Regions from separate parts of the Homo sapiens genome. Here all the other regions are linked to region 1. The links are chromatin contacts, found by Hi-C or POLR2A ChIA-PET in ENCODE. All regions are on one chromosome and are shown on one strand. Each heading gives the region's core, a stretch centred on a gene start or an enhancer-like site at or near the end of the contact. The rest is flanking DNA. Distances are from core to core; before and after follow the strand shown.

Region 1 (2,700 bases), core at 79-2,578:
TTTCCCCACATTGAATTCATTTTATTATAGAAACAGTCTCACTCTCTCACCCAGACTGAAGTGCAGTGGTGACATCATAGGTCACTGTAACCTCCTACTCCTGGGCTCCAGCCATCCTCTCGATTCAGCCTCCTGAGTAGTAGCCGGGATTACACCAAGCTCGTCTGATTTTTTAAAATTATTACTCTTCTATTTTTTTGTAGAGACAAGAGTCTGGACATATTGCGCAGGCTGGTCTCCAATTCTTGACCACAAGCAACCCTTCTGCCTTGGCTTCCCAAAATGTTGGGATTACAGACATAAGCCTGTACCACTCCTGGCCTCACACTGAACTTCGACGTAACTTTATACATGGCTTCCTAGCTCAATTTCTTGAGAAAACGGGAAGAACGGAGAGCTCCCTGGGCACCACTGCTTTTCAGTGTCTTATACATGGGTCTGAGTGTTCTAAGACATCTTTGAATGGAAAACTACTTTCTCTCTTTTTTTTTGGAGGTGTAGAGAGGAATGGCGCATGATTCAACTTAATGATATTGCACCTAAGAATGTTTCTAACTGTAAGAAAACGCAGTATCAAAAAATCCAAACTTTAAAACAAGTCAACTAGGTAGCAGTTACAAAGATGCCTTGATTTACAAAAGGATTCACCAGAGGTTTTCTTTTCAGCAGCTTTGTAATCCTTTACTTTCCCCATTGCGTTTCAAAAGCTATTTACAAATTTCAGGACTCTATTTCATAAAGCAAATGTCGTTTTTAAAATGTAATAACTCTAATGATAAAAGCCACTTTAGAAATATTGGGAAATACAAATATTTGAAAAACAAAAACCATGTGCAATCCCAGCGTTAATACTCTCACTATTCTGGTACATTTCCTTGGCATCTTTTAAGCACCACTTATGCACATCGATGCGCGGGTCTTCGGAGACTGTATTTAACTCCTCGGTTTCAGGCATCCGGGGCGGCCACCCGCGGGCCGCGGTCCCCAGCAGGCTCCGGCGAGACTCCTTCCTTTCTTTTTTCTGCTCCACCTCCCTAAACCTTCCAGTTTCAGCCACAGATAGTCTCTTCCACATATAGCTAGCTTCAGCCCTCCCACATTCCATCTCAAAACAACAAAAAAAATCCCCTTCAAGCGGGAGTCACATCTCTGGCAGGAAGGCAGAGGCTCGTCCCACAGCAAGGAGACTGGGGCGGCCGCAGCGCGCGCTCCCGCTTGGGCGCGGCCCTACTCCCGCCGGGCTCCGCCCCCCCCCCGCCCCCTTCCCGCCCCCTTGGGCGGGGACGCGCCAGGGAAGCGCGCGGCCGCGAGCCCTGGGCGCCATTTTAGACTCGCTGTTTGTGGCCCAGGTGCAGGAAGCTTACGCGGTGGCAGCCGCTCGCTGAGGTAGTCTCTCGCGGCGCCGGGGATCCCTGAACACAGACAGCGCGGGACTGAGAAGGAAAGCTTCTTTCTGGGCAGCCAGAGCCGCAAAGGTGGAGCCGCGTTGGCGCCCTCCGCGGGACCAGCGCCTCGGATGCGGGCGGAGCGCGGGGGGCCGCGGCTGCGGGAGCGCGAAGCGGGGGGCCAGGGGCGCCTCATGTGAGAGCCGCGGGACCTGCAGCCGCCGCCGTCCCCGGAGCACGGGGTGGTGTGTGGGGGAAGCCGCCCCCGGCAGCAGGTAACGGCGGAGGGGCAGGGCCGAGCCCCGCTGCGACGGCGGAGCCGGGGAGGGACCGCGGACCGTCTGTGGGCGGGCCGGGGTGGGGTGGGGTGGGGGGGGGCGCGGGGGCCGGGGCGCGCGCGGGCCGCTCCTCAGGAGTGCCGGGCGGGGCGCGGGGCGCGGCACCCAGACCTTGGAGCTTGCTTGGGGGCGTTTCCCCGCCGTGCCTGCTTCCAAACATGTCAACAAGGCGTGGTGCGTGTGCGGCGGCCGCCTGCAGCCTGCCCGCGACGCCGCCGCTCCCGGGTTCGCCGCGGCTCCTGCCAGGCTTTATGACCCTTGGCGGGGGCTGGTGACAGGCACCATGGAGCTCGCACTCTGTGGGCTCTCCCGGCGTCGGCTACGCCCGTGCTGGTAGCTTGAGCAATGAGGCACTGAAATGTCAAAGCAAACTGCCCAGGGTGGGGCGCATGAGAAATGTCAGGGGAAGCCAGTCGGTGGGGAGGTGGCGCAGGGAGGAGGGGACGCCCCTGCCGCTTAGCCAGGCGAAAAACTTGGTCAACTTGTGTTGAGCGGATTCGCGTCTGCCTTTGGCGTGGGCAGTCCTTTAGGTGGGGTTGCAGACAGGGGTCAGGAAGCAGCCCAGTAAATGGTCTGTATCTCCAAGCTGAGAGGTGAGAGAGATCATTTTTATTTTGTCGTTGCTAATGATATCCAGTTGAGTGACCCAGATTTTTTAATTAGAATCCTCCTTTTCTAACTTGAAAAAAAAGTAACTTAGTTTCTGTTATCTCTGAAATATTTATAAAAATACCATCAACTATCAGTTATCTATCTATCTATATGACCTGTAGACAGATTTTCGCCACTGTGCGCTCTCTAAGCATTTAGTTGTGAGTTAACCTCTTTATAGTGTTTTATTCTTGTAGTTCAGCCAAAGAATGCATATTAGTTTGATATTAGTAAAAGCAGAACAGAAAGGAACTGTGATGCCAAAATAGGCTTTTTAGAGTTAACTACAAATGAGCATTTAAAATTATTGCATGCCCAGTGTAAAA
Region 2 (2,700 bases), core at 194-2,693, 320 kb before region 1:
ACAATGGCCCCAGAAGTATTTGACTTTATTTATTTATTAATAAGGCTACACAATAAGCCCATATGGTAACATATCCATGTCATATAGGACACACTGTTTCTGCGGTAGTCTACAGAGGTATTGTTCTATAACCAATTACATAAAGTATCAAACCATTGCAGTGGGATCTACATAGTTTATAATAGTTTATTCAATAGTTATATATGTGCAATTATTAAAAAGCAATAACTTTAATAAGTAAAAAGATACAAAATAACCCTGATATTCTGAATTTTGGAATTGTAATAATACTACCGACTAATATGTTTACTATTTTTAAATCTTGAATGGAGGATGTACCTTTCTTGAACAGAACAGGAAATTGATGATTTCCTTTGTATTATTTTATGTCAGGATAAAGAAAGAAATTTAGGGGTGCTCCTCAGTTCTGTAATGGTGGCTAGAAAATGGATTAATGGACAAGATATTGTATACATACACACACACACACACACACACACACACACACACACACGCTTTGAGGCAATGCTTCCATTTGTCAAAAGAATTACTTTTCTCTTGCATTCTGTAAACACCCTTATGATAGGTCAATGTTCATTTTTAGAGGCCTTATATTGTTTTGAAATAAAGATAAATTAAAGAATGTTAGATTTGCAATTAATTCAAGTACATAATGCACCAATATTATAAACAATATTGGGTGGATTCACTTCTAGAATTTACCATCTGGTGGCACATGTCTGTAGTCCCAGCTACTCAGGAAGTTGAGGCAGGAGAATCACTTGAACCTGGGAGGCGGAAGTTGCAATGAGCTGAGATCGTGCCACTGCACTCCAGCCTGGGCGGCAGAGTGAGACCCTGTTTAAAAAAAAAAAAAAAAAAAAAAAAGAGAATTTACCATTATCTGGTTTTCTCATTATATTTTCCTTGGTACAAATATTAAATAACGTTAACTTTTTAACCTATTAAAGAAAGATTTTATTATTTGTGTGGGAAGAAAAAGGGGATTTTCAAAGGAGATGAGTATGTCAAAAAATTTATAATAGCCTTCAAAACTGTATGCTTCCTGTGTTTTAAATATTATGGGTTAAATTAGTCACTATCTCCACTTACAAGGAGTAAGATTAACTTTTTTCTTTCCAAATTAGAATTGAGGCCAACCAAGTTCCTCAAACCAAAACTGAAGTAGACATAGTGGCTGGCTTAGGCGGGGAATTTCTCTCTGTGGTGGAATATTCAGGGGGCTTCCACACCAGTGTTCAGTTTTTATAAAGCATGTAGACAAAGCTTGATGTGAAGCTGGATTTCTCTTGCCCTTCTTGAAATAGGTTAAGAAGGAAAATAGATACTGTTTACCCGAGACTATTGTAGCAACAGTAGTTAAGTAATTATGCCTCTACATCCTTTCCATGATATACTTCTCAGGGGCCATTCATACCTTACACAAGTGTTGACTAACAGTCCTGAGTAGATGCTGAATGATGATTTATGAGACTATTTTAGCTAGAGACCTTGCCTCTCTACTGTTCTACCAGCAGGAAAGTAAAACCTATATACTACACAAAGAGAGCAGCAAATGTTTACCCAGCCAGGAGGGCAGCATTTGCCAGTCAGACCAAGAGAATGGCATGGTCTACTAGACCAGAGATGTGATATCTTCCTACCAGAAACAAAGGTCAACATCTGTCTACCAAGCAGGAGGGTAGCCTCTGTCTACCAGTACAGGAGGGTAACATTTTTCAGAGCCAACATTAAGTGCATTTATTTGGCTTTTGTATTTGCCTACTTGTTTTAAAAGGTTATATTGTGAAAAATGCTAATGATTTAATGACCAAAGATCCATGTATGTATTTTGATATGAAAGTATAAATATTAGAAAACAAATCCTTGAATACAGAGTAACACATTATATTTACAAAAGCAGTAGGAAGTCATAGAAACAGATTATTAGTAGATACATCTCTAAATTTAGTTTCAGGTGGTAAATATATTCTAAGTACAGTATTTATTCAACTTAATATTTTAAGGAAAACTATGTGATAAATATATTTGTATATACGTTGGCTTCACTAAAAGGTGGTCTAATGGTATTTTTCTTGAGAACATCTTAATATGAGGCAAAGCACATTGCAATGTCAGAAATCTAAAATAGTCATATATAATTTGTTTCACTAAAAAATATGATTATGTAGCAGATAAATCAGGAAGTCATTTACATTAAGGTACACCAATAAAACAAAACAGTGTTAATGTAACACATATCTAGATTTTATTAATCTGGTTCAAACAAGAAAATAACAAAGAACTATTTCAGTGGGAGAAAAATCAGGTTTAAAGATAAATATTACATATTCTACAAGAATTACACATTGTCATAATTAGGAAAAAATGCAAAGCTAGCTATTTACTTATTCATTCATTTACTTACATTCTCTGTGCTATTGCTCAGAGATTTGAGTTGATTTGGACCCAAAGCACACATTTTGAGATAGTAAAATATAAATCAAAGCAGAAAATTAAAATCAAGGAGAAGATAATATAGAAACCAAACAGGAATGCCAGACTAGTAATCAGTGTTTTTTTTTTCAACCCTATCAGTACACCTCCTCTTTATAACAAATACGCAATAACTCCTTTACTACCCTGGTGGGAAATTTAAAAATACAGTTTATATAAGTAATAAAAAATACAAAGGAAAAC
Region 3 (2,700 bases), core at 113-2,612, 510 kb before region 1:
CCAATACTTTAAACACTGGAGCACCACATATATTAGGAAGGCTTTATCTACGTTATAAACTATGGAAGTGAAAGACAGTTTTAAATGTAATCACATTTTATGAAAAATAAAATTATCCACACTTGCTACACTTTAGTTTTCTGGTTACTATAAACACTTGAAAGCCAAGTTGTAAAATTCTTCTGTAAACCTTTGGGAAATGAGCACTGGTGTGTCTAACCCCCTCTCAGACTGCAGGTGACCTTGTCAGCAATAGGAAGCCATGAGAACTCAAGTACTACAGATAGAGCCAGGTATGCTGTGGGGGCACCTCTCTGGAGGACACAGAGCTGCAATTTGCAAGCTGTGAGTGGCCCCTGCATTTGAATCCCACAGCTCTGTATCATAAATAGAAATGATGAGAAAAAACACAAGTCAGCTTAGCTATTAATTATAAAAGAAAGCTCTGTTAAAAGAACTCTTCTAGCCTTATCAAAAGTCTCCCAAAACTGGTTTTTCAGGACTAGGCTATGAATAAAGTTTGAAAATTGCCCCCATATACATTAATCACTCCTTAGGTTAGAATGCAGAATATACCATAGAGAAGTTGGCCAGATGCCCACAGATCCCTGTGAGGAACCATGTACCCTTATTCTGCTCCCACACCCTGCCTTTACTCCTTGGTACTTTCAAGTGAGAAATGGTGATTTTCTTATTTGGGGAAGATAGGGTGGAGACAAAAACCTCATAAATATAAACCTCTCTCTCTCTCATAGCTCAGCAACTTGCAATATTTTTAGCAGTAGAGAAAAAAATAAATATGACTTATTAACTATAAAGCAATATTTGAGTTCACTATTTCACTAAAAGCATCATTTATGAAAACAGAAAGATCCTTTAAAAAATGTTTGTATAGTCGCTTGAGAAAATAAACCAGCAGGTGCTGGTCCCTTCACTTAAAGAATTTATTATCCTTTGTGTGGCAGGATTCACCAGCTGACAGCTCCCACCCAGAAAATCAAATAGGTGCTCGTTTCTGTGATGCCCATAACGTGTAAAATTGCCAAGAAGTTCAATGCAATGTGACCTAAAAGTACAGCAAGGAAGAGCAGAGCTAACAGCCAGCTGGAGGCTGTCAAAATTTACAGGAAGAAAAGACAAAGATAATACAGTAAGTTCTAATTTTAATCATTTGTAAGGAACACAGAGAAAGCTGTGCACATACAGCAGATGTATTTCTGTTTGCAAGTATAATTCAACTTACCTCTATTGAGCAGAAAATCAGGACTTTTTGGCTAACCAGCCTGTAGTGATTCCCTGGGAGGATCTGGCTGAAAGAAATGGGAACCTAGAGTTTATTCAGTGGAGTCTCAACCTCTACCTGACTGTATTAGTGAACAGTTCAGAGGTTTCTTGCTCAGCGGCTGAGTCACTCAGGGAGGAGGTGTGTGGTATGCAACAGGGTGTCACCTTGTACAAATACCAGTTCAATTAAAGCATTCTCACTCATATACCTACTGTCTTTGTTTGAATTCTTTGTTTAACTTATGGCCTTATGCAAAAAAAAAAAAAACATATATATATATATGCTCCTGTGATCACCCTTTTAACTGATATCAACAGTATGCACAACCATATCACTGACAAGGTGGCATAGGACCCAACCTATTTTGTATTCTCTTTCAAAAAATAAAATTGAAAACTCAAGATAGAAGGAACCCCCATACACCCATAGTACCTGGAAGGCAGGGGCACAGACAAGCATGCAAGGAGTATATGGCTTAAAGGAATCTTCAAGACAAACAAATTCTCAGAAACCCAGGAACCCTAGGATTAGAAAACACAAAAGAAGTCTGTTCCACACATTCTACACCTAGACTATTTTGTAAAACTATCAGAGGGAAAATACACCTAGCATGTAAGAATTCTAATCTCTATCTTATTTATCCATGTATAAAAAAATGTGAAAAGGGGCCAGGCGTGGTGGCTCACATCTGTAATCCCAGGACTTTGGGCGGTGGAAGCAGGCGGATCACCTGAGGTCAGCAGTTCAAGATCAGCCTGGCCAACATGGTAAAACCTGATCTCTACTAAAAATATAAAAATTAGCTGGGCGTGATGGCACACACCTGTAACCCCAGCTATATTAAATAACTATAACACACCATGATAAAGTCATATACAGAAATTTTCAATGCCAGGCATCGCATAGTGGAGAGAAGGAAGAACCTGGAAGGTGATGTTGATGCAGAGTTTTAAAGTCTGAGTGGACAATGATTAGATGGTCAAGAAGAAGAAGAACCATTCATCCACTCTGGCAGGAGGAGGCAGGAGAATCACTTGAACCAGGGAAGTGGAGGTTACAGTGAGCCAAGATCACACCACTGCACTCTAGCCTAGGCAACAGAGTGAGACTGTCTCAGAAAAAAAAAAAAAATGTGAAAAGGATGGTTGAAACTTCTTTCAATGCTGAGGGCAGCAGTAGACCCAACATCAAAGGCTGCTTCTGGCCAGTTGCAGTGGCTTTCACTTGCACTTTGGGAGGCCAAGGTGGGAGGATCACTTGAGCCAAGAAGTTCGAGACAAACTGGGCAACACAGTAAGAGAAGATCTCATCTCTACTAAAAATAAAAAAATCAGCTGGGTGTGGTAGTGCATGTCTTTGGTCCCAGTTACTCAGGAGGCTGAGGCAAAGAGAGTCTCTTGAGCATGGGAGGACCA
Region 4 (2,700 bases), core at 150-2,649, 360 kb before region 1:
CGCCAGTCCAGAAAGAACTTAGACTCTGTTTCTTGGTAAGAAGACAGGAATTCCAATGAAGGGAAGCTTGCCTAGGAAAGGGCTCACAGAAAATTAAGAGAGCCACTATTGCTCATTATTGGAGCTGGTCTGAATGACCTAAAAGTGAGTGGTTGAATTTCTCACCATAGCAGAGAAATTATGACGTACAAAATGCTCCTTATGACTCTCCAGCCTCAGCAGCCCTGAAATACTGAGGGTTCCTGACTGCATCACGCTCTTCCAGCTCTCAGGATTTGCACAAACCCTGGTTTAGAATAAGCTCCATCATTACCTACCTATCTCCTACTCATCCTTTTTGACACAGCTCAATCATCACCTCCTCCAGGAAATCATCTTTCATGATCTATGCTCCCCACCAGCAGCTTGCATGCTCTTGCAGAGCCCTGTATTTATCTTTATCATGGTTCTCACCACACTGGATTGTCATCCTCTTATCTAGCTTACCTAAAAGACTAAATTATTGGAGGACAGGGGCTATGTCTTCGCATCTTGGTAGTCACAAAAACTTAGCATAGAACCTCCACATAATATACACTGAATGAATGAGGGAAGGAAGAAAGTCTTACCCTGATTCCACCCCAGAACTTCTGATACTTCTGGCCCTTCCATTTGGTAGGATACCCAAACCTTATCTCTGAATCACTGGATTTACCTCTTAGCTCTACTCTTGCTCATACGCTCTTTGGGAATGGTTGAGAGGCTCTTGACCAACACAAGCCTAGTGAGACCCTACAAGTAAAGGGAATTTTGTCCTCCAGCCAAAGCAGGGGGATACAAACAGACCCATTCTTGCTCCAGTTACTTCTAACATCACTGCCATTACCAGGCACAGTCCCACCCAATTCCAGAACACACTGGGTTATAATTTAGCAGGTTATTAGTAGCTCTGTCTCCACCTGGTTTGCTTTGTTAAAATAGTCTGGTGAGACACTCCCTGTCTGCTGTTTTGTTTTTGTCACAGTTATCCTACCTTCCCTGAGCTGCCAATATGCCTGAATCCCTTTTACTCACATTAGCTTTTCTCAGTCTCTCTACCAACAAGCCAAACTCTTCTTTTGCATTCTAGCACTAATGCAATGACCTCAGGTGATCTGCCTGCCTCGGCCTCCTAAAGTGCTGAAATTACAGGTGTGAGCCACCATGCCTGACCCCTTGATAATGTCTCTGATTTGTCTTAGGCCAGTACTGCTTTTCCCTGTTAACCAGCTGTCCTTGAAATCCATGTGGCCCAGCATTTCAGATTCCACATCGTGCTACCTGCTTCCCCCAGATTGCTTTCCAACTCTGCCCTTCAATTTCCACACCTCCTTCTGAACTTGGTTTAGGACAGCCTGTTCTGCCCTGGGGCCAGGACCTGTACTTTGCTTTGAGAGTTTTCCAGCCCACATTCGCTCATTTTTGTCCTGTTTATTCCAAATTCAACTTTCAGAAGCGTATTTCCCACTGAACTTAAGAATAATCAAACTGAAAGGCAGCATATGACATTGTACATTTTGAAGATAATTAAACCACTCCTACATATTCCCCTAAGAGTCATTAAAAAATATTTCTGACAAATCCCACCAATAACGTTGATGGAATAGTTGACCAATCATTTAGAAGAACACTATAAATCAAGTCAAAATTAAGAGGCTGAAATAGTTGGAGAGTTTTCTCTATAAACTTTCATGTGATTACACCATAGCCATTGCGTTTTGTGGCATATTCATTTTTATAAGTCTATTTATGAGTACAAAGAGGTAGCCACCACTGCATTAGCTTGCCAGCTTGGACAAACTGCTGCTATTTTAACCACTTCCCCCTTTAGAAAGAGCATGGCCAACAGTTCCAAATTCCTAGGGGAACTGTAACTGTTTGTGCTGAGAAAACTGAATGACACATCATTTAGAAATTTGTTACTATTTACGCCACTATCAACTTGACTTTTTAAAAATTTGTCCAGAGTGATTTCTTAAGGTCCAGAGTCCAATACCTCCAACCCTACCCCAAGGATGACTGGTCGCAGGAGCAGAAAACTATTCTGTGAAACAGCCTAGACAATCAGACACCAAGAACCAACACACTCTAAGATGGATTGAGCCAGTGTTCCCCAATAGACCAAGAACATCACCCTCCCTTAAACACTGGTAGTGATAATGACTAGGTCCTGGCATCGGGCTAGAACAGCCCAAGGACTTGGCAACTTAAGAACTAAGAGTCTTACCCATGGGTCACTTTTGGAGGAAGGAAAAAAGTCCAATCTGTGTTAATAGCCGTGCCGTAGAGCAGAAAGGAACCAAGAGTTACTTTCTGTGAACCTATTTCTGACCACATCTGTCTGGAATAGAAGCCATCCTAACCTCAGATGCCTACTCATTTCTAACTTTGTCTGTTCATTCAGTTCTGCTCTGAACCCAGGTTAGGTAGCTTTCCTTGGATAATATCAGGTCAATCCTGTTCCCTTGATAATGTCTCTCTCTTTCTTTCTTTTCTTTTTTTTTTTTTTTTTGAGACGGAGTCTCACTCTGTCACCCAGGCTGGAGTGCAGTGGCACAATCTCGGCTCACTGCAACCTCTGCCTCCCAGGTTCAAGCGATCCTCCTGCCTCAGCCTCCCAAGTAGTTGGGGTTACAGGCACGTGCCACCATGCCCGGCTAATCTTTGTATTTTTAGTAGAGA

What was found. A loop is a pair of places that touch in the nucleus more often than their neighbours do. ChIA-PET counts read pairs that join two places held with the same protein, here RNA polymerase II (POLR2A). Pooled maps may share reads with other maps.
Region 2: a loop to region 1 is called in a pooled map, with 4 times the contacts of the local background. The contact joins the enhancer-like site here to the promoter of FBXL3 in region 1. A Hi-C loop is called at or near these places in 1 of 168 maps with a recorded cell type or tissue (endothelial cell of umbilical vein), 1 of 37 single-sample maps with no recorded cell type and 6 of 50 pooled maps. POLR2A ChIA-PET finds 5 or more read pairs at or near these places in 10 of 52 experiments (CD8-positive, alpha-beta memory T cell, HEK293T, MCF 10A and 7 more).
Region 3: POLR2A ChIA-PET joins it to region 1 with 12 read pairs in PC-9. The contact joins the promoter of SCEL here to the promoter of FBXL3 in region 1. A Hi-C loop is called at or near these places in 1 of 50 pooled maps. POLR2A ChIA-PET finds 5 or more read pairs at or near these places in 3 of 52 experiments (OCI-LY7, PC-9 and WTC11).
Region 4: a loop to region 1 is called in a map of ascending aorta, with 4 times the contacts of the local background. The contact joins the enhancer-like site here to the promoter of FBXL3 in region 1. A Hi-C loop is called at or near these places in 1 of 168 maps with a recorded cell type or tissue (ascending aorta) and 6 of 50 pooled maps. POLR2A ChIA-PET finds 5 or more read pairs at or near these places in 2 of 52 experiments (BJ and GM10248).

What each region holds. Positions count from the first base shown.
Region 1 is chr13:77,025,787-77,028,486 of GRCh38, reverse strand. FBXL3 (F-box and leucine rich repeat protein 3) reads left to right here and starts at 1,328. Exons shown (of 5, transcript NM_012158.4): 1 at 1,328-1,660. RefSeq lists silencers at 1,208-1,257, 1,428-1,707, 1,728-1,787.
Region 2 is chr13:77,344,139-77,346,838 of GRCh38, reverse strand. No RefSeq gene overlaps it. Among named protein-coding and RNA genes, the nearest start is that of MYCBP2, 18 kb to the right of the region's middle. Within about 2 kb of position 1,443, at least 2 of the 41 ENCODE cell types and tissues checked have a DNase peak (open chromatin) inside an H3K27ac peak, as active enhancers do.
Region 3 is chr13:77,534,368-77,537,067 of GRCh38, reverse strand. SCEL (sciellin) reads right to left here and starts at 1,362. Exons shown (of 33, transcript NM_144777.3): 1 at 1,244-1,362.
Region 4 is chr13:77,386,655-77,389,354 of GRCh38, reverse strand. No RefSeq gene overlaps it. Among named protein-coding and RNA genes, the nearest start is that of MYCBP2, 61 kb to the right of the region's middle. Within about 2 kb of position 1,399, at least 5 of the 41 ENCODE cell types and tissues checked have a DNase peak (open chromatin) inside an H3K27ac peak, as active enhancers do; they include ascending aorta, where a contact is called at or near this core.